Linked DNA regions of Mus musculus: regions 1, 2, 3, 5, 6 and 7 are each linked to region 4. The links are chromatin loops, found by intact Hi-C in ENCODE. Cell type or tissue: left cerebral cortex. All regions are shown on one strand. Each heading gives the region's core, and the rest is flanking DNA. Links, peaks and the distances in the headings are about the cores only. Region 1 overlaps Prdm10 (PR domain containing 10). Region 2 holds the start of Aplp2 (amyloid beta (A4) precursor-like protein 2). Region 3 overlaps Aplp2 (amyloid beta (A4) precursor-like protein 2). Region 4 holds the start of Gm10910 (predicted gene 10910). Region 5 holds the start of Zbtb44 (zinc finger and BTB domain containing 44). Region 6 overlaps Prdm10 (PR domain containing 10). Region 7 overlaps Aplp2 (amyloid beta (A4) precursor-like protein 2).

Region 1 (4,390 bases), core at 236-4,235, 65 kb after region 4:
CCAGGTGCGGCTGTGCGTGAGAGAAACTTAGAGCAGAAGTGGCCTACGAGTGGGTCAAGGGTAGGGTAGCCCTGTGCTCACTCCCTTGCAACATGAGACCCTCTAGCTCTGAGAGAAGCAGGCCAGCCCTTGAGCACTCAATGTTCAGGGCTCCATGGAAACGACACCGTGGAGCTAAGGAAGGGCAGCCAGGTGGCTGCTCTGTTAAAACCAAGTGTCTAAAGGGCCTCATGCTAATCAGAACTGACGGGAGACTGAGGAGCACAATGGAGTGACACAGAGCTGAGCTGTGGATTTAGCACCCAGGAGAGATGGAGGCCCCTGTGCGATTGTGCAGCAGGTCTGTCCGCAGAAACTTGTCCTAGGCTAGATCAAGGAAGTGCTTCTTACACGCAGACATGATCTAAATCCCAAATCTTCACTGAACCTTAGAGGAGCATCTGTTTTTCTGGCATCTTCCCATAACACTCTGAAGGTAGAGGAAAGTAGGAAGAGCCTTCTTGCCAAGTGTGTGTCAGGCTAATGCGCCAAGCAGCTCGAGGAAATGAGAGCAGCCGGGGCTGATTTGGAAAAGATCCGTTCTGCAGGATCTCTGTGGATACTGTCGGAAAGCACCTAGGAATAATGTTAGAGTTTTATTTGAAATACAATTTATTAGTTTTCAAGCCAATATGTGAGATTTCCCCTGACTAAGTAGTTTATTATGGGATCTAGATACAGAAGGGAAGAATATGTGGTCCTCCCCTCCCATACCTCTTGCAGCCTCAGTCAGCTTAGGAAGACAACGGAATTGTTGTTTACCACTCAAAATAAATGACTAGCTAGCACGGTAAATACCTCTCCGAGGCTTGTTGGAGAAGGTTTCCTGGTATGTGAATTGGACCATGTTCAGAAATTTCTGTAGATCAAAAATAAATATTTCGCTTTTCCCCATAATTACTTCCTATTAAATTTACTTTTTGCCGGGCGTGGTGGCGCATGCCTTTGATCCCAGCTCTTGGGAGGCAGAAGCAGGTGGATTTCTGAGTTCGAGGCCAGCCTGGTCTACAGAGTGAGTTCCAGGGCAGCCAGGGCTATACAGAGAAACCCTGTCTTGAAAAACAAAACCAAACCAAAACAAACAAATTTACTTTTCAAGGTGCTTCTGATAAGCAAATGAAAGTAAGCTGATCTCTGCCTTTTCTCCATTGCATAGATAATACATGACAATCCCTATTGCTCTTTCAGTGACTTTCCCCTAGAGCTGTCCAGGTGCGCACATTCCCAGGTATATTCTGGAGAGCTCCCCACCGTAAAGCCATGCAGACCTGTGCCTCTGTGCCTTGAGGGTCTTAGGAATGAGTCTTCCTGTGGCACAACGAAGTATTGATTCTGGTTTCTCTGTGTGAAAGAGATTTGTGGGGCTTTGCTCTTGGTGACGTGCCAGTTATTTGTCAGCAGCTGTGACAGATTCCACTGAGCATCTACCTTCTTCGGCTTGGATTCCCTGAGAGAGTTGTATAGATTTATGAGGCAGATAACCGGCCACAGAAGGGCAATCTGTCCTGAAAAGGAAAGAGCAAAATTGACCTGTTTAGACCAGAAGGGCAGCAGTGAGGGTAGCTTTTTCTAGAACTACCATAGGAACTAGTCCTTCACATTCTCTAAGATCTTTAGTGCATATTTTCCATTTATGATGTGTTCACGTCCATGCCCCATGAGCAAATACATTCACATAAATCTTCATTTCCCATTGTGCTCATTTTCTTGAATTGAGATCTGTAATACACATATTGAAAAATCCATGACTGACTTAATGCCTGATGTCCAAAGGAACCCCATACCTATTTCTTTGTCCCCCCTCCCTCTCCCGGGAAGGTCTGATTGCCCATTGGTTCCTCTTAACTTTACTGTGAAACATTTTCATCTGTTTCAGATTCTTTGATGGAGGGCTTTGACTGACTGCCACCCTCCTCTCTCCCCACGCAGGTGTCACTTACCCAAGTGCCCTCCTCCTCATCTCCAGGCTCTCTTCTGTTCTGCTCTGGGCTTGATTTCTTTCTTTCTTTCTTTCTTTCTTTCTTTCTTTCTTTCTTTCTTTCTTTCTTTCTTTCTTTCTTTCTTTCTTTCTTTCCTTCCTTCCTTCCTTCCTTCCTTCCTTCCTTCTTTCCTTCTTTTTCTATTTCTTTTTTTTTTTTTTTCTATTAAAGACAAGTTTTGAGCAGGGTGTAGTGGCACATGCCTTTAATCCCAGCACTTGAGATACAGAGGCAGGGGCATCTCTGTGAGTTGTAGCACAGCCAGAGCTATCTATATAGTGAGATCCTATCTTGAAAGGAAGAAAGAACGAGAGAGAGAAAACATGGTTTGAAATTTACTTAAACCCTCTCCAGAGGAAGTGCGCACGTATGGATATAAAGTGAAACCCTGAAACCGTTTCTTCACCACAGACTTTGGGGCTGTGTCAGCCTTAGCCCTTCTTACTTGCCCGTGTGTCCTTGAGTTCAGCTTCTGAACTGCAGGCGTCACTCTGGGTCTCCTCAGCACACGGCCCTGTTTGTGTCTTTCAGAATGCAGCTCTTCAGCATCTGTTTATCCGGAAGTCCTTCCGGCCTTTTAAGTGTCTGCAGTGTGGGAAGGCCTTCCGGGAAAAGGACAAACTGGACCAACACTTGCGCTTCCATGGGCGGGAGGGGAACTGCCCGTTGACCTGTGATCTCTGTAACAAGGGCTTCATCAGCAGCGCCTCCTTGGAGAGCCACATGAAGCTGCACTCGGACCAGAAGACTTACTCTTGCATTTTTTGCCCAGAATCCTTTGACCGCCTTGATTTGTTGAAAGATCATGTGGCCATTCATGTCAATGATGGCTGCTTCACCTGCCCAACTTGTAAGAAACGGTTCCCAGATTTTATCCAGGTGAGTGTCTGTGACTGACATTCCTGTCTGCTTCCATCTTTTAGTAAAAGAAACTTCAATTTTTGGAAAACGGAGACATACTGTCCAGCTCCTGCCTTTTCATCCTTTTTTTTTTTTTTTTTAAATAACTTTGCAATAGTTTTCAAACTGCTTTTCATGTACAGAGTATTATTTTCCTTAGCTGTTCAGATCAGTGTTACTTAAATGTCTTAAGTTATATTTCTAGTAATAAACACCACATCTTGTGCTGGCAAGATAGCCAAGTGGGTAAAGGGGCTTGCCGCCAAGCCAGAAGATCTGAGTTCCGTCCCTGGAACCCACATGAGAGCTACCCCCTGCAATTGTCCTCTGATCTCTACATGGGCACCATTGCACACGTGCACTAAAAAGAAATATAAAATTCATCTTGAAGCACTACATCTGGTTATTATTTTTCAAAAGTCTTTTTAAAAATCTTTGCCAAATATCCACTACTCATGAAGCAGTATAGAGTCTGCCACACGTCTTCCATCATTTCTGAATGGGAAACATCTCCCTTCCATTCCGCTTTCTCTTGCTTTAGTGAGGCTGTGTATTTGGAAGGAAACAGAGTTGGTCTATGATACGTTGTTGTGGCAAGCACTGACTGTCTCTCCTGTAGTATTGGGGCAAAGTGGGACTAGAGAAGTCCCGGAGCATCCCTGATCTCATTTTAACCGATAATATTTTCATTCAGTAAATGATTAAATCACAATATATCATGTAAATAGTCTTTAAACTGCAGGGTATGGTGGCTCATGCCTTTATTCCCCGTGCTTGAGAGGCAGAGGCAGGTGGATCTCCATAAGTTCAAGGCCACCCTGGTCTACAGAGCCAGTTCTAGAACAAGCAAGACTATACAGAGAAACCCTGTCTCATAAATCCAAATATATATATATATACATATATATATATATATGTATATATATATATATTTGCAAAAGCAAAAGGAAGGTGGGATTTACTCTTAGCTCTCTGACCGTAAGAGTGTTGGAGAGTTAGTTTTTCTGTGTACCGTTAGGAAAGTTGTTAAGGCATAATGTAATAGCAACAGGAACTCCAGTGTTAGTGAATCCATGTGCTTTAAAGGCCTAGCTAGGAGGATTTTCTACTCAGCTTCTGTCCATAGCTGACTTGCTGTTTTCTTTTTCACTTCAGTGCTGGCTGTTGGATTCAAAGTATCCCGGATGCTAAGCACACATTGTTCTGTTGAGCTTTAGCTTCTCCCAAAGCGCGTTTTCATTTATTATTTATAGCTAAGAGAGTCCAGAACCTGTCTTTCTCTGTCCCCACCCTCACCCAAGTACTGGAGTTGAATCCAAGGTGAAGCTATAAAATTATCTGAAAGTCAGGGGATTCTGTCTCGTCAGGGAGGATGGCAGTCAGGGCTGTGCTCATGAAGTGGTGTCGCCAGTGTCACCTGATTTCTATCTCTCATTCTTCAGAACCCTTTTCTTCCAGAGCTGAGAGTGAAC
Region 2 (4,390 bases), core at 168-4,167, 69 kb before region 4:
GTGTGGAAGCTGAAAGAATCGAAAAGTTCGTGTGTATAAACATTAACTGTTTCTACTTAAGACTTATCTTTTTTTCCCACCTCAGTCAAAAAGTTTCAAGCAAGATGAATACAAAGATTGTTTTAAGATGTGCCATCCGGAAGATTTTTTTCCTCATTAGATCTTTTTACCAATAGAAATATTTACACATTCTGTAGAAATGAATTCACTCTGAGCCGGGTTTTTAATTAGAACATTCTCAGGTCATGCCTATTTTATCAAACGCAATCTCTGACACTGGCTCAACGTACAGAAAGCCACGGTGGGTTTTTTTTTTTTTTTTAATACAAGCAGGCGCAAGAAGAAATAAACAACACCAGAAACACACAGTCCAGTCCTACAGTTCAAGCATTATTTCGAGAAAGTAAGTAAAAATAAAGTCCCATGTCTCCCTAGGCGACAGAGGGTTCTTGCGGGGAGGCTAGGTGCAGAGCAAGCTGCAGTACGGGTTCCACATCCGACATCCTGGCTCTTCCAGCGGCCTGAACTCCCGCCAACCACCTGGGACCCTAGACGACTTCACCAGGTTAACGGGGGTGACCTCTGGTGCAGAACAATCACTGTGACCCTGACCCACGTAAAGTACCCCCTGAAGCTTTCCAAATGTACTGGTGGATAGCTTCAACGTCCCCTGGGAGGAGGAAAGCCGGGCTCCCTAGTTTGCCAGACTTGTGCAAACGACTGGGAGGCAAGGGAGGGCGCAGAGCGCCCCGCTGCCCTGGCGGCGCCTCCTCTCCCCGCTCCCTCGGCATCTCGGCCACTCGCCAGGGCTGGAGCCGCATCCCCGCTGCCAAGTCCACCTGGTCAACGACTGCTGCGCGCCGACCGTCAAGGTGCGAGCCCGAAGCCCAGGCCCCCGACCGCTGCGGGCACCGGGGACCCGGTGCAGGCCGCCCCATTTAGAGCGCCGCGGGGCCGCAGGGCGCACGGCTGAGGCGCGCACGGCCCCGGGGGAGGGAGAGCGCGCGGTGCGGTGTCCCCGAGGATGCGGCGGCGCCGCCAGCGGGTAGGGGGCTGGGGCGGCCCCGCAGCCCCGACGCCTTTCATTTGGCCTCTGCGGCGACAGAGGCAGCCCGACCTCGGCGCTAAGCTCTGCGCAAAGCTGAGGCGCGCGGGCGGGGTGGGGGGAAGGCAACCCGCCGCTGCGCCGAGCCTCGCGCCGCGCCCCCGGTCCCACGCCCGCCCACAGGCCGTGCTCCCGGGCGACCGGAGGAGACGCAGATCGGGAGCTCGCCTGGTCCTCACCTCTATGTAGCCAGCCAGAGCCGCAGCGGGCGCCGTGAGCCCGAGCAGCAGCAGGACAAGAAGCTTGCCGGTGGCCGCAGCGGCCGCGGTCCCGGTGGCCGCCATCCTTCTCCAGGTCGCTGTGGCGCTGGGCTCTCCCCGTCTCTCGCACAGCCAGGCTACAGCGCTTCCCTACCGCGACCCAGAAGCGTCTGAAGCCCGTTCGCCGCCGCCCCGGGGGTTTTACATCGACCGGAACTGACTTCACAAAACCACGCCCCTCTTCGACAGGACCCAATACGAGCCGGCATAACTGGCCTAAGATACCTCCCCTTGTTTAGCCCAGGTCCAATCAGAGCACGGATACACCGACTCCCCTCCCCGCCCAGCGCGTGCCCCCTCGTGGCCCCGCCCCAAGCCACGGCCAGCCCCGCCCCCGCTCTGGACCCGAGGCTGGGGGCGCAGGAGTCTTCGCGGGTAGACCGTGGGCCGCTGTTCCCAGGGCGGGAGGCTCCTGTTTGGTTGTCTCCTGGGGTGGCTCTACATCATCCACCTTCAGCATCGGGATTTGGGCACGCCCCACTCCCCTAACCCTGCAGGATATTTTCCATATTCCTTTGGGTACCGCCCTCTTTGGGGCTTCTGGAAAATGTTTTAATTAAAAACAGGATGAATTGTTGGGAGTTCCGGACGGTTTGCAGAGGACCGACCCTGTCGCCCTGGAGGATGAACGCCGACATTCTGCTCTCCCCAGCGCTGCACGGGGCGCGCTCTTCCCCCCCAGACCTCTGCGCCCTTGTTTCGCCCCTGAACCCGCAGTGTCTGCACACCGCTGACCTCTGCTCCTTAGGTCCTTTCCCTGCCCCTCCTCGTCGTCACAGCCCCTGCGGCACAGAGAGGCCTTCCCCGCCGAGGCCAGTGGCGCCAGGCCACTGAAACACAAGCTCCCACCCCCCCACCCCCCTTCTCATGTGTTTCAGGACAGGATTCTGGCATCATTTTTCTTCAGTTTAAGATCTCTAAAGCAAAAGACACGCTTTCTCTCTTTTTTCATGCTCCCCAGCATCTTGGTTCCTGGGAAAGCGGCCTGCTGCCCCAGTTCACAACTGGCACCTTGTCCTCTCCATCACGAGGGCTCTGCTGGCTTTGTTTCCTTTCCGTAGCGGGTGATTTATGTACCACCCTCTGCAGAGACCTGGACTCATTTCTTTAGCTTCAACCATATCAAGAACCAAGTTCCTCTCCGCAGGAAGCATCTTAGTGGAGAGGGAGAGACAGTGTCTATAGTGGGCAGAGTGGGACAGTAAGGACCCTGTATTTTACAGATGCATTCTGCAACTGCACGCCAACGTAAGCAGTCCCGCTGTGGTCAAACTGGCTCTGCCTCATTCTCAATGGATGCCAGACACCTTTCCATTGCACAGCCCTTCCTGCTCCTGCTCCATTCCCACAATCCTCCATTCCACCTACAGGAAACACCTTACACAGATGTCATTTCACCCACCTCAGAATGCTGAGAGGGCTGTATCATACCGTGGCACTTTCCCATGGCTAGGTCTCTATGTCTCTCACATCACTGACAAGACATGAATTACGCCCAGTGAGTCTCCAAATGGGGACCTCATTCGATAAATGTTAGTACTCAATCCAGAGGCCCTAGAATTAGCATGAGTTTAGTACTGAATTTACCTTCACTCTCATTTATACATTGAACAAATGTGGCACTTGTCAGTGGGGCCTTTGAAAGGTAACTGGATTTAGTTGAGGTCATGGATGGGGGGCATTTCAGGACAGGATTAGTGGCCCTTAGAAAAGATAAGGGAAATTAAGATTTTGCCCTCCCTTTCTGGATCTTCCCCTCTCTTCTCTGTCTCCCTGCCCTTGTGAAGAAATAGTAAAAGCATCTAATATGTGGGAGGGGGGAAACGAATTTAGGAAATGACGTAAGGGAATTTCAGCCTAAAGCAAGTTGGAACTGGAAAAAGTTTGTTTGCATTTTCAGACATTGAAGAGTATTCATGAGAGGTGATTGACACATCGACCATGTTCTGGACTCTAAAATGCTACTCTATCTTTATTACATGATGCTGTTGGAGTGTGTCTACTCTTGCAGCTCTCAGACAGTAAATTTTCATCCCAAATGTGGTCTAGGTCTAAGAATCCTTTATTATCTTTGTGCACAAAAGTAAAAGGTTCTAAGATAATCATTTTGTTCTATTTTCATAAGACTCAGACTTTGTCTTCCACATACATTTAAGGCATATGCATTTCTTTGTTTTAAAAGGCCCAGAGTTCATGGTTGTATTTCTAACTTGTGCAGGAGTCTTCGATCCTCTGTGTATACCCTATACATATGTGAGATGCAGACTATGACTGCTGCTCCCAATTGAAGATGCGTTTCAGAGTCAACTATGAATTTTATTACAAAGGACCACAACTCCAGAAATTCCGATTCTCTAATATACATATATTTATGAAGCTTCCTAGGAAAGTCTAATTACTAGTATTTTATTTTGTTTTATTTTATTTAAGTCTGGGAACTGAACAGAGGTCTTCCAGCATCCTAGGCACACTGTATCTTTTGAGCACACTTTATCTTCAGTACATTCCCCACCCCACCCCACCCCTTTTTTTTTGGGGGGGGGGGGTTTCGAGTAGACCAGGCTGGCCTCGAACTCAGAGATCTGCCTGCCTCTGCCTCCCAAGTGCTGGGATTAAAGGTTCTTTTTTTATATATATATATTTTTAAGATTTATTTATCATTGTATCTAAGTACACTGTAGCTGTCTTCAGACACACCAGAAAAGGGCATCAGATCTTATTACAGATGGTTGTGAGCCACCACGTGGTTGCTGGGATTTGAACTCATGACCTTTGGAAGAACAGTCAGTGCTCTTACCCGCTGAGCCACCTCTCCAGCCCCTGTAGGTTCATTCTTAATCCTCTTCCCATGATCCAACTGTGTAAAATTTCTGGTCAGTGATTCCAGGTTTTAAATAATTTGTACATGTTCAGTTGCTACACTTTATCATCCACTAAGAATTTAAACAAAGATCACCTTCTCTGTTCAGCTGCTAATGCCAGAATCCATATTTCTTTTCACATGCTTTTCCCTGTTTTTAGTTTA
Region 3 (4,390 bases), core at 234-4,233, 130 kb before region 4:
CTCTTGATTCAACTTACTATGGCCACTGTAATACAGGCTAGTAACTCTTCACTGAAGGAAGATAGACACCCTTCATCCCCAAAAGCAGGCCTAGAACGCTCCATCAGCATAGATCGAAGCCATGGTCAGGAACACAAGGTGCTCAGGGGACGTTAAAGTGTTTATTGATGTAGTTAAGTTCTGTACATTCTCCACAGATCACACTAACAGGTTTGTAGGTGAAGTTTCAATCTGTGCATAGTGGGACGAGGCACGGCTAGGGCCAAGGGGGGAAGGAAGGGCAGGTGAGTCACAGAAAAGTACAAAAACCAAACCAAAACAAATAAACAAACAAACAAAAACAGGTTACCAGAACCTTCAGATTAAAACAAAACAAGCAACAAAGCGCTAAAGGCTGTGAGCGTGAACTCCAGCTACACAGCATTTTACAGGTTCATATGAAGGAAACAAACACTTTCAAACGTTTCCACAGTGTCTACAGATCCAATTTCATGCACAACCCAGAACATTGTCCTTTCATATGATGAAGCCTCCCGTGAACTCTCCTGGGTCCTCAGCCATGTTTATTATGGTATTCTCTGAGTGGCCATCAGAGGGGCTGGAGAGCGGTGGAGGTGAGTGAGGTACAAAGGCAGGCAGAGGGTCAGTGCATGGAGGGAGCCATCCAATGAGGAGGTGGGTGCACGCTTGGATACACTTGGTAAGGGAAGTGGATAGGAAAAGGCTACCGTAAACAACTGTGGAAGAACACAGACTGACTATGGGCTAGTTGCTGTGGAAGAACTGGATTTGAAAGGAAAGCACAGTGAATCTATGTTTGCATCTGGCTAGTTCAAGGTGCCTTAGCCCTGCTTGGGGACGGCTGGTACAGAAGCACCCAAACACCCAGCACTGGACACACGAGGCTTCTGCGGAGACTATGCCTAAAGCAGTCAGTAACTGCATACAATGTACTTCAGCTCCTCTTACATTTCTCAGCAACCTGAAAAGGGAAATACTGCCTTTATACATTGAAAACAAATAATAGTAAAACCAGCACAGCAAATGAGCCTGAAGAACTGACTTACATAACGGGAACAGCCTGTGTATATAGTCTATCATCAAAAAAATCAACATTTCCCATTTATATAGAGCATGTGTGAGACAATACAATAGAAGTGGCATTTCTAATTTAAAAAAAGAAAACTACATCCATCAGATATCTGCAATAGATCTTTTTCTTTCATTTCACTTAAGGTTTATATATCATATATTGTTATATTAACATCTTTTTAACCCATTTAAAAGAATGGAAATTGCAATCCTACAGTAGTACTTTATAGTCTTAACAATCCAGGAGAGCAGGATGTAGGATGAGGCCTTCTGGCACCACTGGTGGTCAGCAGTCAAGCACAAACGCTGAGCCTCTTCCAGCCCACCTGCAGCAGCCTCAGCCAGGGTGTCACACACGCTGTCCTTAAATCTGCATCTGCTCCAGGTATTTGTAGGTTGGGTTTTCATAACCATGGTTCTGCATCTTGTTCAGGTGACGCTCTTCTGGGGTGAGCATTGGGTCAACCTGTAGGAACAAAGACCGCAGGTCACTGTGGGATACTGAAGAGGCCTGCTGAGCATCAGGACATCAGGCTATTCCCTGTCCAATCCCGTGGACTCAAAGCAGCCCAGCATGCTTTTTATCTGGACAGATCAAACAGGAGCTGGTGTCAAGGACATAGGAAGGGAGGGAGGCGGTCAGAGAGGCAAAGCTTCTCTCTGAAAGCTTGGTCCCATTGAGACAAATACACTGTCAACAAACTTGACAATTTCAGTTGGGTCCTTGGGATTCCTGTTTCTGTCATTTTTTTTTTTACCACAAGGTGGCAGTACTGTTCCCTTTTTCAAGTTGCTGTGAAACTGAAGCACACTGTGACTGACTGACACATTTACTGAACTTTATTTTTTTGTTATTTTTAAGATCTATTTTTTTTTTACATAAGTGAGTACACTGTAGCTATCTTCAGACATAACAGAAGAGGGCATTGTATCCTATTACAGATGTTTGTGAGCCACTATGTGGTTGCTGGGAATTGAACTCAGGACCTCTGGAAGAGCAGTCAGTGCTCTTAACCACTGAGCCATCTCTCCAGCCCTTTGCTGAACTTTTAAAGGACCGGTTTTTTGCAAACCACAGTGACAAGTGGCTCTCTGAAAGTGGGTGATAGTCTCTTGAAACAAGAGCAACATAACCTCAGCAATGGCTCATCTTCAAAATGTGTCCTAATAATCCAATGATTAATACCAAGGACAGCAGCAACATGCCCAGCACTTAATCCAGATCTTTGAATTACATACAGTTCCAGACCTAACCACTCACCCCCGGTTGACAGTGCAGAGCAAGCCCTCATCAGCTTGGATCAAAGGGAGAAGGCAGTCCAGTCCTTACCTCCACAATCCCGTGGCTGATGGTGCCGTACTGCCTCTTCCTCAGCATCACCAGGCTGATAACGATGACCGTAGCAATGGCCACTGCGATAACCAGCAAGCCAATAAGGGCATTGCTGCTCAAACTGAAATCCTCCCTTAAAGGTCCCACCGATTCCTAAAACAACAAAGCACACAGGAAACAAAGTCCGGTGACTCCCTGGACACCGAGAGAGGACCATGGGCCTCTCAGGTGGTTTCAAAAACTCAGGACAACACAAAGATCCTGCTCTGTCACCATATCAGGGAAGTTGCCCACTTTTTCTAATCTACATGGACATTTTCATTTTTTGCATTCTTACTCAGAAATATGGGAAACCAGGACAAGAGCCCCTTAGTAACTGAAAATATCACAGAGCTTTCATTTCCACTTGAACTAAGATGACTGAAAAGAAAAAGACATGAAGACAGCCCTTCCATTCTGGAGTAAATACATACCGGCTCTTCCTCAAGGCCTCCAACTCTCTCAGCATTGAAAATCATTTCCTTAACATCCAGAGTCTCGTCAATGACCTGAAAGTCACAAACAGCAGCATTTACTCAGTGAGTTGGAGGGAAATGAACATAAATGTCACTCCTTTACAATGCTATGGGGTGTTGGGAAGCGGTTTTCTTCCATCACACTCATCCAGATCCACTCAGCAAACCTCCAAAAGGAGGGGTAAGTGTAGGGAAGACGTGCTGTATGGAGGCCCCTCCAGTCCTGTGAGGCTCTTTACCTGAACTTTCCTTGAAGGAACTGTGGTGGTGACAAAGCTCAGGACAGACAACTAACAAACATTTAAACATAAACTCGCGCCCGGCAAGCACTCAGCAGGTCAAAGTGCCCGCCAGCAAACCTGACAGTCTCAGTCTGATCCTTGGGGTCTACATGGAAAGAAAGAAGAGCTCCTCGTCCTCTGATGTGTCTGCGTACCACAGCACGCATGGGACACCACCTACACACACACACGCACACGCACACACACACATACACACACGGGACACCACCTACACACACACACACACACACGCACACACACACACACACACACGGGACACCACCTATACACACACACACACACACACACACACACACACACACACACACACACACGCAAGCACGCACACATACACACACACGGGACACCACACACACACACACACACACACACACACACACACACACAACTAAAAAACAAAATCTAGTTCAGCTGAAGGTAATTAAACAATCTAAATGGAGAGAAACACCAGGAAAAAAAAAGGAGGTGTAAGAAAACTCAATTTTACTCAATTCTCCACCTAATAAATACTTACTTACCTGAAATGAAAATAGCCTCTGATACATACTTTTCGTTACAGGTATGTTTTTTCTACCATATACTAATGAAAAAAAAAAAATCAGCTTCATGGGTTCCCTCATCTGCAATAAGTGGGCGTGGTTGCTCCCTTACTGTCTACTCGTGCAAGAAGGGCACTCACTGGCCTGGATGTACTACCATGCCTTTGGCTCCAGTGTACAGAAGGAAGCGTGCTACATGCAAAAGACAAGCGGCTCACCATATTTTCATCCATTTTATTCTTGCTGTTAATCACTTTTTCTTCTGCACCAATCAGTCCCCCGTCTTGTTCTGCCATTCCAGAGCCTGTGTAGAAAATGTTCACAGTTGAGTTCCTCGGCAGCCCACCTCAGGCCAATCTCTCAGAAGCAGCAAATCCCTGCCTGAGGGCCAGAGAGCTTCTTATCAAAGACCCCCATGACTCTGGAAACAGTCACTGCATTGGCATGTTTGAGGATGCGCTGTGCTTTGCAAGGATGAATGGTACAAGCATTTTCAAAAGACTGATGCATATAATGAAGGAAGACAAAGTACTTCCTGGTCTCCCACCTGAAGAAATGGAATGTAAGCTTTGCAGAGAAGCTGAGCCTGAGGGTGTTCCAGAATATAGA
Region 4 (4,390 bases), core at 126-4,125:
ACTGACGGCCTTGATTCCACGTCCTGCTCCCAAGTCTACAGAAGAACAAATCGTAGCTTCTTCCTTAAGTCCTGCCTCCCATGGCCAGCCGCCCTGTCTTTGAGTTTTAAAAACTGGCCTCAGCTTTTCACTGTTCTCAAGGCATTTAAACAAAGCTGTAGGCAATATAGTCGAATGGACTTTAGTATTTCTCCCTGTGGATGTTTGCTATCCTCGAGTCTTTTGTTTCCTGGTATTTCTTTTTTTTCTTGGCTAGCCAGTAGTTTTGTACGGGGGTTTGTTTTGGAACCTGAATTTTGTTGTATACTGCTGGCTGGCCTGGAACTGTGTATGCCTCAAACAAGTCTGCCTTTGCACTCAGGAACTGGGACTAGGAGTTTGGGTTATCTTGCTGTCTCTCTGAAGGCTTTAATATCACTAACATTTCTGTTTCTTAAAGTTCTAGTCAGTGTTGGAAGAGAATTTTAAAGTATGATCTCATTTAACCTTCAAAGCAACACAGCAAAGTACAGGTCATGGGCAATGAAAATATTCCCTGCAGACACAAAGAGCGAAGGTCTCTGGCCTTTGGTTGCCATTCCTGTTTTCAGTCGGGGAGTTCCCAGTTTGTCTCATTTCAAAGCCTGAGCTTGTTTCTACACACCTGGCTGAACTTTGAGAAGGCAGTCTTTAGGGACAGTATGATGTGGATGTCCTAAGTTAAGAAAGAAGGGAGTTCTGTCATTTTTGTTTGTTTGTTTGTTTGTTTGTTCACTGTTGACTAAACCTCAACCAGTCCCAAGTAGCTTAAGCTGGCCTTAACTGCTCCTACTGCCTCCACCTTCCGGGTACACCACAACTCCAGGGTTATGTGGTGCTGGGGCTGGAGCACCGGACTTAGTGTGGTAGGCAAGCACTCTGAGACACATCCTCACTCCGATTGCTTCTGAAAAACGCCTTTCCAGAATGGTAAATGGTGGAAAAGAGAGGGGTAGTGTAGGCGCTCTAAGGGGATGGCAAGGTCTGATGACCCAGTCCCCTTGTGTCTGGAAGGCTGATAGGCCACTCCTGGGCCCGCGGGCCGCAGTCTGTTTAACCGGTTTCTGTAGTCCCGGAAAGGCGTGTCCCAGTAGTGCCCCAGGCGCGCGCGTTCTGGGCAGGTCCGCCCTGGGGCGGGTATATGCACAGCCCACACCTCGAGAGCTTTCCAGGATCGGGACAGGTGGGCTGGGAACTCGGGTGTGCATTGGATCTCCCACAGCGGACGCTCAAGCATGCTGAACTGTGCCCCTTCACTTGCCCGCCAAGGTTCTTAGATGGGCCTTGACCCCGAATGCAAACAGTAGGGCTTTCTGATTGGCTTAGAGTACAAACGCAGGCGAGCACCGCCAGAGACCCGCTCTTCTATTGGGTTTTACACGAACTGCAGAGCACGAAATAAAGAGGCCTTCAGTCATTGGGCCATTGTGTGAGTCTCCTTTTGGCTTCTCTGCCGACTGAATTAGCGTCCCAGGATTTTCGTCATGACTCTTAAATCTGGGCTTGTCAATTCGGCCCAGCGTTCCCAGTCTCTAGGAACAGCATGGGACTTTCAGAGTTTAGCCAATCACATAACGTTGAGATCAGGTTGCCAGGCAGATTATGCTAATAAGACCCCGCCTTTTATGCTGCTCCCACTCTGCGGCGGGAAGAACCACCTGGAGGCGGCGGGGGGGTTTGATTTCCATCACCCCTAGGGAGAGAGGATCCGGGACCCGCTGATCTTCCAGCTCCCCTCACCCAACGTCGTGTAAGTACCTAAAGGATTAAGGGAACCGGATAAACCGGGGTCCAGAGGATCCCATCGCCTGGGAGAGTGTTTCGTCTTTGCTTAGTCCCACCCAAAATGGCGCCCAGCTCTTTCTGCGTCTCAGCGCCCGGCCGGGGCCAACCGACCGCGGACCCGGGTGGGGGGGGAACTGATGGTAGTGGTGGGGGGAGCAATCCCGGCGGCACCGCCCGATGGTACAGTCCAGCCGGGGCTGGGACGAGGCACCTCGCTCGGGGTGGGGGGTCAAACCATCTGCACCTTCTACGCGGAGAGGGGAGAGTCCCCTTCGGGAAGCCGTCCGGGCCCCGCGTCCAGCGTGGGCTTCGGCGCCGCCCGCCTCGACTCCCCGGCGCGCCGCCTGCCCCGTGCCCCCCGAACGGCTCGCCTGCCCGGCCGGCCGTGCGCTCCTCTCTCCCCTCCCGCGTTGGTTGGGCCGGGACGGCGGTTGGGCTGCCTGCGCGCCGGGCGGCGGTTGGGCGGGCGGGTGTCGGCCGGCCGGACCCGTGCGGGGGGTGGTGGCGCGCGCGGCCGTGGGTTCTCGTGCGGGTATCCCGGCCCGCGATTCCCAGCCACCCCGCCCGCAGAGGTGTGGGGATCGCCCCTGCGGGTCGGTCTGCAAACGCGATGGCGGGCTGGGTAGGGCGGAGGCCGAGGACCAAGAAAACTGGCGAGCGAGGCGGGTCTCTTAGGAGTCGGGCTCTCATTGAGCTAACGCTAAAACTAGGAAAGTCTGTAGCCAGGTTGAATTGGTACTAGGAAAAATGGCATAGTTGCGATCTGCCTTCCCGGTGTACGAAGGCTACTAAATTCGGGTGCCATTAATTTTAGCCTTGTTAGATGGATTAGTTGGATTTCAACCGATATATATGTGTGTGTACACTTAAGCCAGAGAGTAGGGGGTGGTTTTGTGGTGTCATTGATGAAATCCACCCAGCTAAAAATCCCATACCCTGAATTCTTAAGAGCCTGCCTGCACATCTTTCACTAATCTTGTGTTTAAGGGCAAATGTATCTACTTTTCATTAAAGCAAAAGGTACTCTTGATTAGCCTCGCTTTCTGACCTGTTCGCGCCACTGCAGCAGTAAGGTCTTTGTGGGCCCGAGGGTGTGCGGCATTACATTGTATTCTTTTGTACCCATCGCCTCCGCTGGGGCCACCACAATACCTTCTGCACCCATGAACTGTACTTATTTGTTGCTCTAGGACTGAAAAAACGAAATCGGGATTGGTTGGGGGCAAAGTAACATACAATGTTTGCGTCATCTAGTATATTTAGTAACTTCACTGGGTTTACTTTTTACAAAATGAGGCGAAATTGACACAAAATGAACTATTTTCAGGAGAACGACTTCCTCTGTCATTTAGTAGGTTTACATTTTTATTATGGATCAAGATTTTTTTTTTTTCCAACGGACTCAATTATTCCAATAACATACACCTTCTAGTTTTCCCTTAAGGTTTGTTTTTTTCCCCCCCAGATTAAGTCATTTTTACATTTTGTAATGATTTGTAACATTCCACCAAAAGCAATTTGTACATTGTATTGCAGACCTTGATGTAGGTGAGCATGACCAAGTGAGGCAAGCTGTGTCTTCAGACCCCCTAAATGCTTTTTATTTAGTGATTATGGAATGCCACTCCAGTATGACCTCAGAGTGCACTGGCCAATTTCCTTTTTAATATAAGTAACACATGATTATCATAGAAACAGCATAAGAACTAAAAAGCCCTAAAACATAATGACTAGATAAAATCCTTACTACTAATATTGGTGTGTTTTAGATCTTTGCATGCAAGGACAAATGTACACAAGATATTCGTGTGAGCACCTCCTGTGGCTTAATATCTGTTTTAAGTGTAGATGGGTGCTTAAATACTTCACTGGTGATTTGCCACACTCAGTCCTATGAACTAAAAGAGTCATTTTCTTCTTCATTTTACTTAAAACATTATTTTGAGACGTGCAGTGCTGGCTGGCTGGCCGGCCTGGAACTCTCAGAGCAGCTTGTGTCTGCTGGGATTAATGGAGATTAAAACCAAGCCCTGCTACTCCGGGTTTTGCTTTGTTCTTTTGAGACAGTCTCACTGTGCAGTTTTAGCTGGCCTGAAAAGATAGACCCAGGCTGGCCTGAAACGCAAGGACATCTGCCTGCTTCCACCTCCTGGGCTTAAAGGTGTGTATGCCAGTACATCTGGCTCCTTTTACTTTCTAAAAGCAAACCCTGGGTCAGTGAGAAGATGCTCAGCAGGTAAAGTTGTCTGCCTGGAAAGCCCAGTTCCCAGAGTTTGTTCTCAGGAACCCATATACTAGTGGAAGGAGAGAACTAACTCCACATTGTACACCTGGACCCCTATCCCGAACAATTAAAAAAAAGTTGGTATACACCTTTAATCTCAGCACTGGCGAGACATAAGCAGATCCATCTATAGAGCTGAGTTTCAGGACAGCCAGGCTACACAGAGAAACCAGCAAAACTTTGGGGCCAGTGGATTGGTGGATAAAGTGTCTGTTGTGTAAACATGAGGAACTGAATTCTAATTCCCAGTACCCTCATAAAAGCCAGTTACGTCACAGCATGTCTGTGACACAGCACTTGGGG
Region 5 (4,390 bases), core at 159-4,158, 250 kb before region 4:
TTACGAAAGCTACGGTAAGAGCCTGGGACTTTACCTGAGAACAATAGGAATTGTTGGCTGTTGAATGACATGGTTGCTAAGCATTACAATTCTGTCTTCCACTTGGACAGTGAAGAGAAGGGGAAACCAGGTAAGTATTATTACAACTGGGTACCATCTGTTATATTTTAGGATGGTGGCAGTGGGGATGAGCATTGTTGACATGAATTGTTCAATTGGATTGGTTTGCAGTAGGATAGGAAAGTGGCAAAGTTGACCTACCTAACTAAGGGGACCATTAGAGACTGGCACAATGCATGGTAAGGAAAAGAGATTGGTTTTTGTTTATACAGTTGGAAGGAGCTAATAAAGAAGTAAGTTAAGCAGTTAAGGGTCTACCATGAGAAACCATTTTTGCCAGAAACGGGTTTCCCAAACAGCTCATGGATAAAACAATCATCCCTTCTGGAATTTGAATTCCTCAGAATCATCTACACTGGGTTAATAATTAAGAGTTCCTCATACTGTCTAGTTTGTTTGTTTCACCTGTGTACAGGATTCCGATTTCACAAAATCCTTCCAGCAGAATTATTCAACACGGTGTCAAAGAAAGGTCTACCTATTCTAGCAACCCAAGGGCAAGTCTCTGCTAGCTCGGGAAGAAAAAAGGTGGGAGGCTAAGAGGCCACAGAAAATGATCCTGCCCAAAACCAAAATACAGAGAAGGGTTCCAACAATGGCTAAGCTGCATTTTCTCTCCCACCCTCTCCAAGCATTTAGAACTTTGCCTTTAAGAGACCAGCAGCCACCTGTTGCTTAATAAATTCTTTAGACCTAGGGTGGGAATGGGCTGGGAGGATAGCATTTTTAGAGACAAAATGAGAAATAGACAGAGCTTAAGAGAAAGAAAAAGGAGAGGTGCTTGCACTCTCTCCCCCCCCCCCCCGCCAACCCCCCCCCCCCCGTGTGTGTGTGTGTGTGTGTGTGCACTCCTGAGTTCTGCCTGTCCTACGAACATTAACCGCCATTTCTGTCCCTTGAGTCACAATTAGAAATGCCCAAATGAATGCTCTCTTGGCTGTCCAATTAAATAGACTAAGACACAGGCTTTATTTGTCTACTTTATTCCCACTAGATTCTTCTCCCCTTGTTTTTCCATGACATATGTTTTCAGTACACACTCTACCAAGGGCCTTTTTAGCTCAGGCGCCTCCGTAGTTAGTAAGATTCTTCAAATCTCACTGTAAAGCCAGGCCCGATTTGTTTTCTGATGTTGCTCATCACTGAAATGGAATAATAAAAACTTGATAGAATAATATTAAGAAAGTTGTAGATTAGGTTGTCAAGGATTAAATACTTTCTAACTCTTGAAAATTTGTTGGAGCATAGACTTTGATTTTGTTGACATTATTTTGAAAAATTTCATCGCTTTGGGTGCTCTGGTAGAGGGTGGTTTAAGTCAGAGGCAGCCAAGTGTCTAATGCAGCTGGGAGATCAACCTACCTTGCACAAAGAAGTCTTTCGGTTTAAAAACTGGAGGTGTAGGTACATAGCATGCCCAGCACCCAAATTGCAGCGGTCTTGACTGGTATCCTGCCCTTCTCCTCTTCTGGGGCGCAATCCCACTTGCCTCCAGGAATACCCACTCCGCCCCCAGTGCCCCCAATCGCCAGGTCTGATTCCCTGAGGTCCGAGGTAGCCACACCTTAGGGTATTTTATCCTACAGGCAGACTTTACAGCGACCGAAACTCAGACAGTAACCCTCTAGAGAAGAACAGTCAATTTTCGGTGATCCACACATTCCCTTCCCCAAGGGCGAGACTGTGTACTAGAACGGGATTCACCGTAAGGGAAGGAATAGTTCACAGTTGCTTTAGGTTTTAGAAGCCAGTCTGTGTTGGGGAAAGAAAAAAGACATGGGAGCCAATTTTTTTTTCTGGTCTGCTCAGAACTGCACTTCCTGCCATGGTAATCAGAAAAATGCTATGGCAACCTCAAAGTACGACAAGGCTGCTAGACCTGTCAAGACGCTCGGTAGTAACCCTTGCGGGGGATCGCTGATCATCGGGGAGAAAGCAGGGGAGCTCGCCAGATTCTCAGAGGCCCTCGTGGCCACGCCCTAATAGGCCTCAGTTTCCACGTGTGAAAAATGGCCACACCACCCAGATTCCTTTCCCGACCGGGAAATGCTGGAGTGCTTTGCTGCTACAGAAACCACCCGGGGAAGAGAGTTTCTTTCGGTTTTTAGCTCCAAGAAAAGCAAATCATCCTAACGCTGGCTTCCTTCGGCGCAGGACCAGACCACAGCTACGGGACGACAACCCGACAGGCCTCATGGCGCTTATGCATACGAAGCTCACAGACAAGTGCACACAGACTGGGTCAAGGCCCGCTGTGCTTCAGCGTCTGGCTTGCACCACCGGCGAAGGACAGCTCGCACTACGCTTGCGCAATAGCCGCGCACCGCCTCCAGCGCGGCCCCGCCCCTCCCTCTCCCTAGGCCGGGCCGGCCGGCCGCGCGGAGCATTGTGGGACACAAACAAAGTGCCCCCAAACAGGCTGGAGTGAAACGAGCGGCTACGGCGGCGCCCGCCCGCCCGCACGCCCGCACGCGCGCTGCGGCGGCTCCCTCCCAGCCTCCCGTCCTCTCCCCTCAGTCCCTTTCCCCTTCCCCACCCCGCCCCGCCGCGGCCAGCGCGAGCGAGCCTTCGGCCGCCCTCGACCAACCGCCCCCAACGGCCGTCCGTGCGCAGCGGGCTGGGCCCCTCGCTCCTCCCCTCAGGCCCACGGGCGCCCGGCGCTCTCCTCGCGCCTCGCACTCTCGCACCTCGCGGCCACGCGGGTGAGTGGCGCCGCCATGCGCGCCCAGTCCCAGGCTGCACACTGGCCTAGGAGCGGCGGCCCGAGATAGGGTCCCCTGAGCCTCCCGGGGGAGGAGAGGAGCCAGTCGCGCGCTCCGCCCCCTCCCCCCGGGTTGCCGCCACCGCCGCTGCCTCCGCCACCGCCACAGCCACCGCCACCTCGCCGCCCCAGCCTGGCGGGGAAGAGGAGGAGCAGTTGCAGGCCTCCGGGCCTCGGCACCGCCGCCCGCAGGTAACGGGAGGGGAGGGCCAGTGGGGAGACGGCGGGCCGGCCTGGGGACTGACACCACTTGTCACCCACCTGGACGCGGGAGGGAGAGGAAACCTGGTTTGTCACCCTGATTCGTGCTGGGAGGCACCCACAGGGTCCCCCTCATTGGCGATTAATCCTTAGAGGGGGACTGGCCTTGGTCCCAGCGGACCTGAAGCCGTCACCCAGATCTTCCAGGGGAGCCTATCGGCCAGAAAATCCGCCCAATAACAAATGCTGTGCTGCCGGGCCATTTATTACCCGCTCACCTGGTCTACGCGCGAGCCCTAGACTTGTTTATTCCTTCCTCTCCCAGGCTGCCCTACTCGCCCGCGTCGGAACGGCACTTTTCTTAAAAAGAAATAGAGAATGCAAACACTTCTAACCCCCTCCCACCTACCTGAGGATCACTCTGTAGCTGGTCTTTTTACTGTCGGCCTAACAAAAAGCTAGGGGTTACCTGCAAGTGAAATGACAACTAAGTTACAACTGATTAAAGGAAATCGCATCAGTTTGGTTTTTGTAAACCTTAACCAGAATCTATTGAAAACCGCGATGTTTACGTACTTTCACGGAACTTACAGAAATTAAGACCAAAACTACTTTTTTAAGCATATAAGCATACTAATCTGTTGAATGTGTGTTTTCAGAAAAATTCTCAACTTCCGCTTATTAGCATTTTTTTGCAGAGATAAGTTAATACCCAAAGCGAACTATACCATATAATAGACAACAGAGGCTGGATAAAGATTTGATATTTCCTTTTGCCTTTTTGGTAATTCTTGATTTAAAAAGTACTACATAGATCTTGATTTTTTTGTTCCTATTTACTTTGATTTCCAGTTGATTTATAATATTCGTTTATGTCTTTGTAGTTCTCCCCATGGAATATAAAAAGGAGTGTTTTCTTAATCCATTTGTATTTTGTGATGATTTGTATTTATTAATTACAAAAACCAGGTTTACTTACTTTGTGCAACAATGCTTTGCTTTGTTAGAGCTATAGTCTTATTCTTAGAACCTGGTGATATAGTTACTTTTGAGTTTTATAGAATTGACAGAAACTTAGTAATATTAATTGTAACTTGCCCCAGGTTGCCCAATTGACAATTGAACCCAGAGACATTCCTGGGTAAGATGGCTTTTTCCGCTGTACTTCTCAGTAGTAATATAAATTTCTTTTATGGCCTGGAAGTTTTCAGTTTCACAGAAGTTGTCAGGGAAAATGCAGTGAACATAGATACCAGACTGGTGGTCAACCTTTTTCTCTGCATTGTTGCCAGTTTTTCTTGTGGTTGC
Region 6 (4,390 bases), core at 284-4,283, 51 kb after region 4:
TCAAATCTCTTACATATGTGTATGCATAGAGCCCATGCATGTCCTCACGCACATTTCAGATAATTTCCAGTCTATTTATAATAGCTCCTGCAAGATAAATGCTATGTAAATAGTCATCATGCCTAATGTTTGGGCTTCAGTACAGATGGTGATGTTATTCATGTATTTTCACTCTGTTGTTGGTGGAACCCTGAACAAGCAGGGCTGACTGTATTGTGCACTGTAGACTTTTAATAATCTTGTCAATGAAATAGAATGGGAATAGACCATTTTTTATGTTCGTCAGGGGCCTACAGCAGGGTGTGAAGCATGGGGTGAGGCCCTCACTGTGGGGGAGACTGGTGCTGGTGGTAGGTGGCTGACGTGCCCATGCCACTGTATGTACTGAGGAAGAGTTTCTTGTGAAATGGGAGATTTCATAAAGTGAGATTCAGATGTATGCCTAAGATTTCTTTATCTAAAAATTTAATTTTTTTTCAAATAATTTTATGTGCTGGCTTCTGATTTCAGAAATAATTTTTGAGGATAATTGTTAGAATTTATTTATGAACTCAATGACATAATAAAAATTGTGCTATGATTCTCTATGTCATGAGCATTCTTGTTTTTTGGGTTTTGTTTTTTCTCTTTTGCACTGCCAGGTGTTGGGTTTTCGTACTTTTGCATGATAGTCACCCACTCGGCTACACCCCGGGCCTGTGGATTTCCCTGCACAGCTCAGGCTGCTCTTAAACGTGCCTGGCCTAGTCTCCCTCATCCGGATATTACAGGCATGTTCCACTGCGCTCAACTGACACACAAGTTTTGTCTGTTTTGTGTTAGGGTCTTTAAAACTATTTTTATTAATTCTTTGGTAATTTCATGCAGTGTATTTTGGTCATAGTTACTCCCACTTCCTCCCATTAACTCCTTCCAGAGCTGCCCACATTTCCCTACCCCCCAAATTTGTATCTTTTAAACAACAATAACACATCGATTCTGGTTTGTGCTTGGGGTGGGCATCCCCTGGCTTGTGGTCCATCTATCCAGAACCATAAGAGACAGGGCCTTCTGTAGTCCCCGCTGGCCTCTAACTCACATGACTTAGCTAAGGAGCAACCTTGACTCCCTGGTCTCCTGCTCCCTCCTCCTTATAGTACCAAGAGTAGCAGCCAGTACGTTTTGTAATAATAATAATAATAATAATAATAATAATAATAATAATAATAATGGCCTGAAAGAAAGAAAAGAATGCTTTTTAGTTACAGAAAGATGTCTCCCCTCCTCATCCCTCTCCCTTGGGTCTGGGTGGAGAGCTGCTGAGCTGCACCCCCAGTTCTCTCTCGTTGAAACAGCAGATGGAGCTGTGGGCGTGATGATGGGCAGAGCCAAAGAACAGCAAGATGTAATAAATAGCCAAGGCTAGGAACCTGGCTCAGGGTAGAGGACTTGCCTAGCATAGGCAACACTCCCGGGGCTTGATACCTAGCAGTACAGAGAACAAAAGAAGGCTGGGAGTGGTGATGCATGGCTTTAATCTCAGCACCGGGAGACAGGGTTTAGTGCCAGGCTGCTCTGCAGGGATAGTTAGAGAGAGAGAGAGAGAGAGAGAGAGAGAGAGAGAGAGAGAGAGAAGACCCAACCAACCACTGAACCAAAACAGATAAAAAGGAAGCAGTTGGATGGAAGAGGTCTCTGTAATCACTCCCATGTTCGCATGTGAAAGTGGAGCAGTGTGTTGTAGTCCGGCCTCACGATGCAGGTGGAGAACTGCAGCAACAGAGCTTAATTGGAAGAAACCAATCGTAAAAACATGTTTAAATGATTTCTCAATAATTTAAAAAATGCGAAAAGGGCTCAAGATAAAGCTCGGTGGAGGGTGCCTGCTGTGTGTGGCACTCTGGAGAGAACCCTCAATATTGCAGAAGACAAGGGTATCAACCAGCAAAGTATGAGTTACTGTCTGTGTTGGGTTAAATTACCAGAAAAAGAAAGTGACAGTTTTAAAACCAGGGCTGGTGAGATGGTTCAGTGGGTAGAGATAAGCACTTACACAGGCCTGATGACATGAATTCAGTCCCTGGATCCACAAGGTGGCAATAGAGAACCAGCTCCTAAGAGACTTTCTCCTAACCTCTGTCCACGTATCCCTGCCCTGTGCGGGTGGACATCCACCACCACCACCACCACCATAAAGCAGAGACTTTGATTACAGCATTACCTTATAGAGTATGAATATTTCTGAACCAATACAAAAAATGTTCAAGATCTCTCAAAGATAATCTGGGGAAACCGTTGTGAAAACAGAAAGAACTAGTTATATTATAACATGGCAAGGGTATATTTACTGGCTCTTAAGACATAACAGCTATTAAGATGCTCCATTAAGAATATTGTCAGGTTTTTTTAAATTGTAGTTTATTCATAAAATCAATAAAGTGATTGTTTCATCATCATCATCCAAGGAGCTACTCTACATTTGATTAGAGCTCAATTAAAAATTATGCCCCACTGGTGCGTGAGTAACAAGGCATGGTTGGCCCCAAGTACTTTTCTTTTTAAAAATAGGGTCTCACTGTGTAGGCCTGGCTGGCCTGGAACTTACTATGTATCTCAGGCTATCTTCAAACTCACTGGCTATCTTATCTTAGCCTTCCAGTGCTGGGATTTCAGGCTATCCCACCATGCTGGACACCCTGAGTATTTTCAAAGTAAGTGATATGTTCTTGGGTGTTTTCTCACATCACTGCTATTCTGTCTGCAAGTCTTGACACTGCACTGTCCCATTGGGTTGCATTTATTCTGAAGTGAACAGTGCATGGGAATGAATGAGCTTTCTGATCAAATCAGCAGGAAATTTGACAGTTCTGCTTGGTGCCTTAGCAAGACCCTGTAGATGCTCACCAACCTTGTGCTGCTTTGAAATGACAGGTTTTTTTTTTTTTTCCTCCAATCTTCACTTGAATTGCTTAGCAATTGTTTACAGTCTCTGAGCCCTGTAGGAGGTGGGGACAGCCCACAGGGCCAGGCCAGGCCTGTGCAGAATTGAGGAGCAGGGGGGTGGGAGGGGTTGTTTTGGTTTTCTTTGAGACAGGGTTTTTGTGCAGCCCAGCATTGTCCTCCCTTAAGTGCTGAGGTTCTAGATATATGCTACTGTACCCAGTTATATTTTGATTTCTGAGATGGAAAAACATATGTCTTGGAAGTAATGGATTAGGACAGAATTTGTAATAGGAAAATGACAAACTTCAAAAGATAATATAAGCAGAGGGGCATAGTTAAGGAATTGTGGAACACAGAGTCTACAAAACACTGTTCTACAGAAGTCTTCTTATACTACTACACTCATATATTTAATGCACATAAAATTATGCATGATTAATTCATTTAGAAGTTAATACATAGTGAACTTCACGTGTGTTTCCTACATTAAGAAAAAGCAGGCTTTCCCTGTGTTTAGCAGACTTGAGTCTAAGGGAGAGGAGAACAGAAAGTTGCAAAACAAACAATATCAAATGAGTAAGTGACGTATGCAAAAGTGAGTAACAGACAGGGACCGATTTGCATATGCTGGATAGAAGGCTTGCTAAGAGGTGAAGGGCAAGGATGGCAGACTTAGAGGGACCAACACTGTATTCCTGGAGTCCAGTTCCAGGCTGGAAAGTACGCTGCATGCTCAGGTAGCCAAGAGCAAGCCGTCTTGGCCCATTGGTGGGTAGTGACAGGGTTGAGGTATGTAGCGATGTATTGGGGAGATCACAGAGTTCTTTGGGGGAATCATCATTAATTAAGACTTTCAGGTCTATCATACAATGAAAAGTCAAATGGAAACCCATACAGAAAAATCCAGTTTTTTAAGAAGACGTCCATGGGGCTGGAGAGATGGCTCAGAGGTTAAGAGCACTTGCTGTTCTTGCAGAGGACCCAGGCTCAATTTCTTGCAACCACATGATGGCTCACAGCCATCTGTAACCTCCAGTTCCAGGGTTTTTGATAATCTTTTCAGGCAAGGCACATGTGATATGAAGCTAAAAATACTCATACACGTAAACTAAACAGAAGGAGAAGAAGACGACGACCACCACCACTACCATTGTGATTGGGAATTGCAAGGAAAAAGAGGCTAGTTAGAAGGCCAGGTGGTAATCTAGGCAAAAAAATGGTGTTGGGCACGCATCTGGTAGCTCAAACACTGAACAGGTGGTATATCACATCCGAGGACGGTTCTTGCTAAAGATTACTCAAATGAATGGAGAAATAGAAGACATGTTTTAGATTTTATGTCTGAGTAGCTGTTGGGAGGTAGGACATTGAGAATTTGAGATGGCTAGTTCTAGCAGTGGTAGAGCAGTTTGCCAGCACATACAGAGGGCTGCATTCCCAGCACTTCAAATTCAAAACGACAGCAAAG
Region 7 (4,390 bases), core at 121-4,120, 100 kb before region 4:
TTATAGCAGATATTATTGAATTTCCTCCAAAGTTTTTTTGAGACACCATCATCAGCCTTAGCCAGCTGGAGAACAGAATCATCTGACTTGCCTATCTTGTGATAGCATAGGTTTTAAACTGGTCATTAAACCTGCCTGTGACCTTGTCAACCTCAGCTGTATTCATCTTGATGGTCATGGGGTCCCAATGATGTGGTTGTTCACTGAGCATTCTGCAGTATTTACAGATCCACAAACTCACCATCATTGTTCTGCATGTGGAGGCTGCACCTGCTCCCTCCCTCTAGTTCCAGTGCATGCAGCTAAGACAAAGGCTGGTTTTCTTTTGATGGTTTATATTTCTGATTCCTCCCATAGATTATATTTAAAAATGGAATCTACATGTAAGATAAATGCAGCAGGCTTTCAACCCAAAACAAATCTCACTGGGTATCAAGAAGCAAAACCTCTGCAATACTAAATCACACCACACACACTTAGAAACAAAAGGGGCTAGAGCTCCAGTTCTTAGTGCTTGGGTCTCGGGCAGGGGAACACATGCAACCCTGACACCGAAAAGCGGGGAGAAGGGGAACGTTCTGGCAACACTCTTACCTCCTGGCAGTACTGAAGAACCTCCTCCTTTGTTCCAAGGCAGCTCTTGGTGCCTGTTGGGTCAGGCTCCCATTTGCCAGTCTGAATGTTCACATGCATATTCAGCTTCCCACAGAACATCGCAATCTGAGGCTCAGCAACAGCGAAGCCTGTTCCAGCATTGGCTGCAAGAGCCTAGCAAAAGATAAACCAGAGGTTTCAGGTTTATTCCAAACATCTGCAAAGGCAGTCATTTAACGATTCATACAGGACCAATTATCTCACAACTACATTACTCAGTACAGTTGGAAGATGCTGAAGAATCCTGTAGGAATATTCTGATGTGGTCTGGGAGAAGGGAGGATCACCAACCTGGCAAGATGGTTTAGCAGGCAAAGACACTTATTGCCAAGCCTGACTACTGAGTTTGATCCCTAAGAGCTACATGATGGAAGGAGAGAAATGATTTCCATGTGTGTCAAGACCCTTGCATCCACTCAACTGCCACCCACCTGAGGGGACAGGGGTCACCCAGGTGGTACTGGTTTTGAAGGCATGAAGGGGTCACACAGAGCAGCTGAGGCTCGGCACTGTGAGAGGCCATGGAAGGCCATTGGTGAAGGTGCAGCCTCAGTTGCAATTGATGGCCCAGGACTGAAGGGGTTTGGAGATGCCAGTACCATGAGATGATGACCACCAAGAGCAGCAGCAGCAGTGGAGGACAGGCATCTGGAACCTAGAGGACAGGGTGTGTGCTACAAAGGGCATGGCCGGAGAAGTGACCCAAGCCCTTGGAGGAGCCCAGAAGATTATGAGTTGGATCTCAGACATTGGATGGTTGGAGATTGATTTTTGCTTTTGATTGTGACTGTGCCCTGATATTTTCCCTCTTGAAGGAAGAAACTATTTTAGTGAGCCCACAGTTAAGAGACTTTTAATTGTAAAAAGACTTTGGATTTTAAAAGAAATGGATATTTTAAAGAGATTTGAAATTTTAAGAATATGTAAAGACTCTGGGATGTTTACAGTTATTTAGACCTTGGGGATGAATAAGAACTAAGGGTTGAGGCTTACTAGTAAAGTGTTTGTGTGTCAAGTTGACAAGGGGTCAATTGTACTGGCTAGTTTTGTGTCAACTTGACACAGCTGGAGTTATCACAGAGAAAGGAGCTTCAGTTGAGGAAATGCCTCCATGAGATCCAACTCATGGCATTTTCTCAATTAGTGATCAAGGGGGAAAGGCCCCTTGTGGGTGGGACCATCTCTGGGCTGGTTGGTAGTCTTGGTTCTATAAGAGAGAAGGCTGAGCAAGACAGGGGAAGCAAGCCAGTAAAGAACATCCCTCCATGGCCTCTGCATCAGCTCCTGCTTCCTGACCTGCTTGAGTTCCAGTCCTGACTTCCTTGGTGATGAACAGCAGTGTGGAAGTGTAAGCTGAATAAACCCTTTCCTCTCCAACTTGCTTCTTGGTCATGATGTTTGTGCAGGAATAGAAACCCTGACTAAGGGGCTGGAGAGATGGCTCAGCGGTTAAGAGCACTGACTGCTCTTCCAGAGATCCTGAGTTCAAATCCCAGCAACCACATGGTGGCTCACAACCATCCATAACAATATCTGGCGCCCTCTTCTGGAGTATCTGAAGACAGCTACAGTGTACTTACATATAATAAATAAATAATTTAAAAAAAAAAAAAAAAAAAAAAAAGAAACCCTGACTAAGACAATGACTTTTGGGTATATATGATGAAGTGAAATGGGAACTCTAACCTCTACTGAGCACTTCAGAATAGCCCAAACCTGACCACCATCTAGTCTAATGCAAGCTATTCATTCTTTTACACGCAAATTATGAGAGCCAAGAACAGCTAAAACTCCAAATAATTTCCTTAATTCACTCATACAACAACAAAAAAATCTCCATCAAGTAACTATATTTAATGAATATACTTCCTCAGTACGCCATCTAGTGTCAAGTCAAAATTCACTAAAAAAGAAACTAGATTCACAGTCTTAAAGAGGAAAATAACCCAGCACTGAGTGAACATTAGGAAGACTGTGACCTCCATTAGAGTAGAGCTAATGAAGGAAGCAGTACAGTAGAGCCAGGTCTACATACAGTCTGGCACTGGAAGGAACTCAGCCTTCATCACTTAAGTGTTGAGAGATTTAAACAGAGCTCTAGTTCCCAATGCCTCTGCTGGTTACAGAGTAAAAGTAGACTGTGAGTAAGCAAGGGAAGGGCTCAGAATGCTAGAAGTGCATGGGCCAACAGAAAAGTAGTGGTAGCTTGGGCTAAGGTGGTGTACAGTAAGAAGAGGCTCACACCATGATGCTCAAAAGTCACAGGGCTCGTGAAACAGCATGAACTGAAGCTGTCAAACTTGTAAGGCAATATCATCATTTCTTTTTCTAAAGCTGACTGTCTCAGGCACTTTGTTATAAATAATACAACAGTAATTAACAATCAGTATGTGGCAGCCTCGGTCATGGAAAGAGAACACTAAAAAGGGTTCCCCTAAGTTGTGCATGTGTCTATTGCTCTGGTTCATCAAAAGGCTGAGGCAGAAGTCCATGAGTGTGGAACCAGTTTGCTCAACAAAGCAAGAGCCTAACTTTTTCAAATAAAAAAGAAAGGGATGAAAAGATTTCATAAATGAATTTATCTAATCTGCATAAAAAATATTTCAGCCATTCTTTGGCAATATCCATGTTTTATGACAAGACCTTAACAGCTCAGAAATAGGCGAGAAATAGTATTTAGTAAAGGCAAGGCTCCTCTCGAGCAATGTGCCCTTGAAGAGCACACGCATCTGTGCCACAGTATCACAGTAGTCCTTCATCCACAGAAGTTATGTTCCTGGGCCCACAGTGAAGGCCTAAAGCTATGAAGTACACTGGACTGTATACATGCTTTTCCCATGCCATAATAAAGCTTAATGTATAAAGTAAGCATAGCAAGAAAAAATAAACACCAAGGGGACCAACAGTTAAAAGGACCAAGGTTCAACTCCCAGCACCTACATAGCAGGTCACAACTATTTGTAACTTCAGTTCTCAGGAAATGGACATCTCTGGCCTCTGCAAGCACTAGATATATAGGTACTGCACAGATTTACATTCACACAAAACACCCATATAGATAAAATTAAAATAAAATTTTAAAGAGAAAAAAAAACAAACTTGAAGTAAAAAGAATTCTGAGCAATGTTTCAACTACATATGATCTTGTATGACTCTAACATTGAAGATATCTACTAAACAAATAGGATTTAGGGTACCACATCTAATCATATGCAAGACAGGAAGGTGAGGGGAAGCGCCTGAACCTTAAGTGCTCAGAATGAACAGGGCTAAGAAGTGTTGATTAGTTGTGTAGGCCCACTGAGCCACAACACTGAACTGGTCGATTCTAGTGCATTTATCAGCCAAGACTATGTTCCACATGTTACTCATTATGGTTGCTGGCTAAAAGACCACAAGAGTTTCAACTGTATAAATGCTCAGTTAATGGGTCAACCGCGGAGGTCAATACATCAGTGTAAGTGCATTTGATTTCTGCAGTGAGATGGTCAGTGCTATCTTCCCTAAAGAGTCTAAAGTATCAGAGGTTAAAGCAACAGGAAGGAGAGCGAAACAGCCAGATCTCACATCAGTTACCACCAAGAAAGAGCGTAACTGGAATCAATCCAGACAGCTAATAGGATACAGTGATTCACTTCTGAGTTCAGAAAGATTAATCCTTGTGGTCATGAGAGACTCTCAAGACAGTATCCTCTGAAATATAAAAGGCCTCTGTGGGCCACATGTAGGAACCAAC

What was found. A loop is a pair of places that touch in the nucleus more often than their neighbours do. Peaks named below come from ENCODE experiments on the same cell type or tissue, not always from the same donor. Only the 100,000 strongest peaks of a DNase experiment are listed, where the experiment ranks them.
Region 1: a loop joins it to region 4, with 5 times the contacts of the local background. A loop is called at or near these places in 6 of 42 quality-filtered maps.
Region 2: it touches region 4 in a loop (6-fold over the local background); 21 of 42 quality-filtered maps call a loop at or near these places.
Region 3: it touches region 4 in a loop (2.1-fold over the local background); 11 of 42 quality-filtered maps call a loop at or near these places.
Region 5: a loop joins it to region 4, with 7 times the contacts of the local background. A loop is called at or near these places in 4 of 42 quality-filtered maps.
Region 6: it touches region 4 in a loop (7-fold over the local background); 6 of 42 quality-filtered maps call a loop at or near these places.
Region 7: a loop joins it to region 4, with 2.7 times the contacts of the local background. A loop is called at or near these places in 8 of 42 quality-filtered maps.

What each region holds. Positions count from the first base shown.
Region 1 is chr9:31,344,244-31,348,633 of GRCm38, forward strand. Prdm10 (PR domain containing 10) reads left to right here. Exons shown (of 21, transcript NM_001368846.1): 11 at 2,550-2,897. Among named protein-coding and RNA genes, the nearest start is that of Prdm10, 33 kb to the left of the region's middle. In left cerebral cortex, for the core only: a CTCF peak has its summit at 2,502; a DNase peak (open chromatin) is centred at 465.
Region 2 is chr9:31,210,339-31,214,728 of GRCm38, forward strand. Aplp2 (amyloid beta (A4) precursor-like protein 2) reads right to left here and starts at 1,510. Exons shown (of 18, transcript NM_001357698.1): 1 at 1,285-1,510. The coding sequence starts at 1,389. In left cerebral cortex, for the core only: CTCF peaks have their summits at 1,439 and 1,736; DNase peaks (open chromatin) are centred at 739, 1,554 and 2,388; H3K4me3 peaks cover 2,329 bases; H3K27ac peaks cover 2,354 bases.
Region 3 is chr9:31,149,415-31,153,804 of GRCm38, forward strand. It overlaps Aplp2 (amyloid beta (A4) precursor-like protein 2), which reads right to left. Exons shown (of 18, transcript NM_001357698.1): 15 at 4,000-4,085; 16 at 2,899-2,973; 17 at 2,423-2,578; 18 at 143-1,558. The coding sequence ends at 1,457. Among named protein-coding and RNA genes, the nearest start is that of St14, 20 kb to the left of the region's middle. In left cerebral cortex, for the core only: a CTCF peak has its summit at 1,848 (motif pointing right); a DNase peak (open chromatin) is centred at 1,791.
Region 4 is chr9:31,278,895-31,283,284 of GRCm38, forward strand. Gm10910 (predicted gene 10910) reads left to right here and starts at 2,035. Exons shown (of 1, transcript NR_165839.1): 1 at 2,035-2,831. It also overlaps a transcript of Prdm10 not described here. In left cerebral cortex, for the core only: a CTCF peak has its summit at 1,672; DNase peaks (open chromatin) are centred at 1,516, 1,900, 2,225 and 2,917; H3K4me3 peaks cover 2,482 bases; H3K27ac peaks cover 2,539 bases.
Region 5 is chr9:31,027,886-31,032,275 of GRCm38, forward strand. It overlaps Zbtb44 (zinc finger and BTB domain containing 44), which reads left to right and starts at 2,759. Exons shown (of 6, transcript NM_001115130.1): 1 at 2,759-3,073. In left cerebral cortex, for the core only: no CTCF peak of the experiment used is centred there; DNase peaks (open chromatin) are centred at 2,447 and 2,921; H3K4me3 peaks cover 2,600 bases; H3K27ac peaks cover 2,250 bases.
Region 6 is chr9:31,330,032-31,334,421 of GRCm38, forward strand. All of the region lies in intron 6 of Prdm10 (PR domain containing 10), which reads left to right. Among named protein-coding and RNA genes, the nearest start is that of Prdm10, 19 kb to the left of the region's middle. In left cerebral cortex, for the core only: a CTCF peak has its summit at 2,056 (motif pointing right); DNase peaks (open chromatin) are centred at 716, 1,047, 1,366 and 2,046; H3K27ac peaks cover 1,788 bases.
Region 7 is chr9:31,177,311-31,181,700 of GRCm38, forward strand. Aplp2 (amyloid beta (A4) precursor-like protein 2) reads right to left here. Exons shown (of 18, transcript NM_001357698.1): 2 at 595-768. It also overlaps the pseudogene Gm33535. Among named protein-coding and RNA genes, the nearest start is that of Aplp2, 32 kb to the right of the region's middle. In left cerebral cortex, for the core only: a CTCF peak has its summit at 2,554 (motif pointing left); a DNase peak (open chromatin) is centred at 631; H3K27ac peaks cover 895 bases.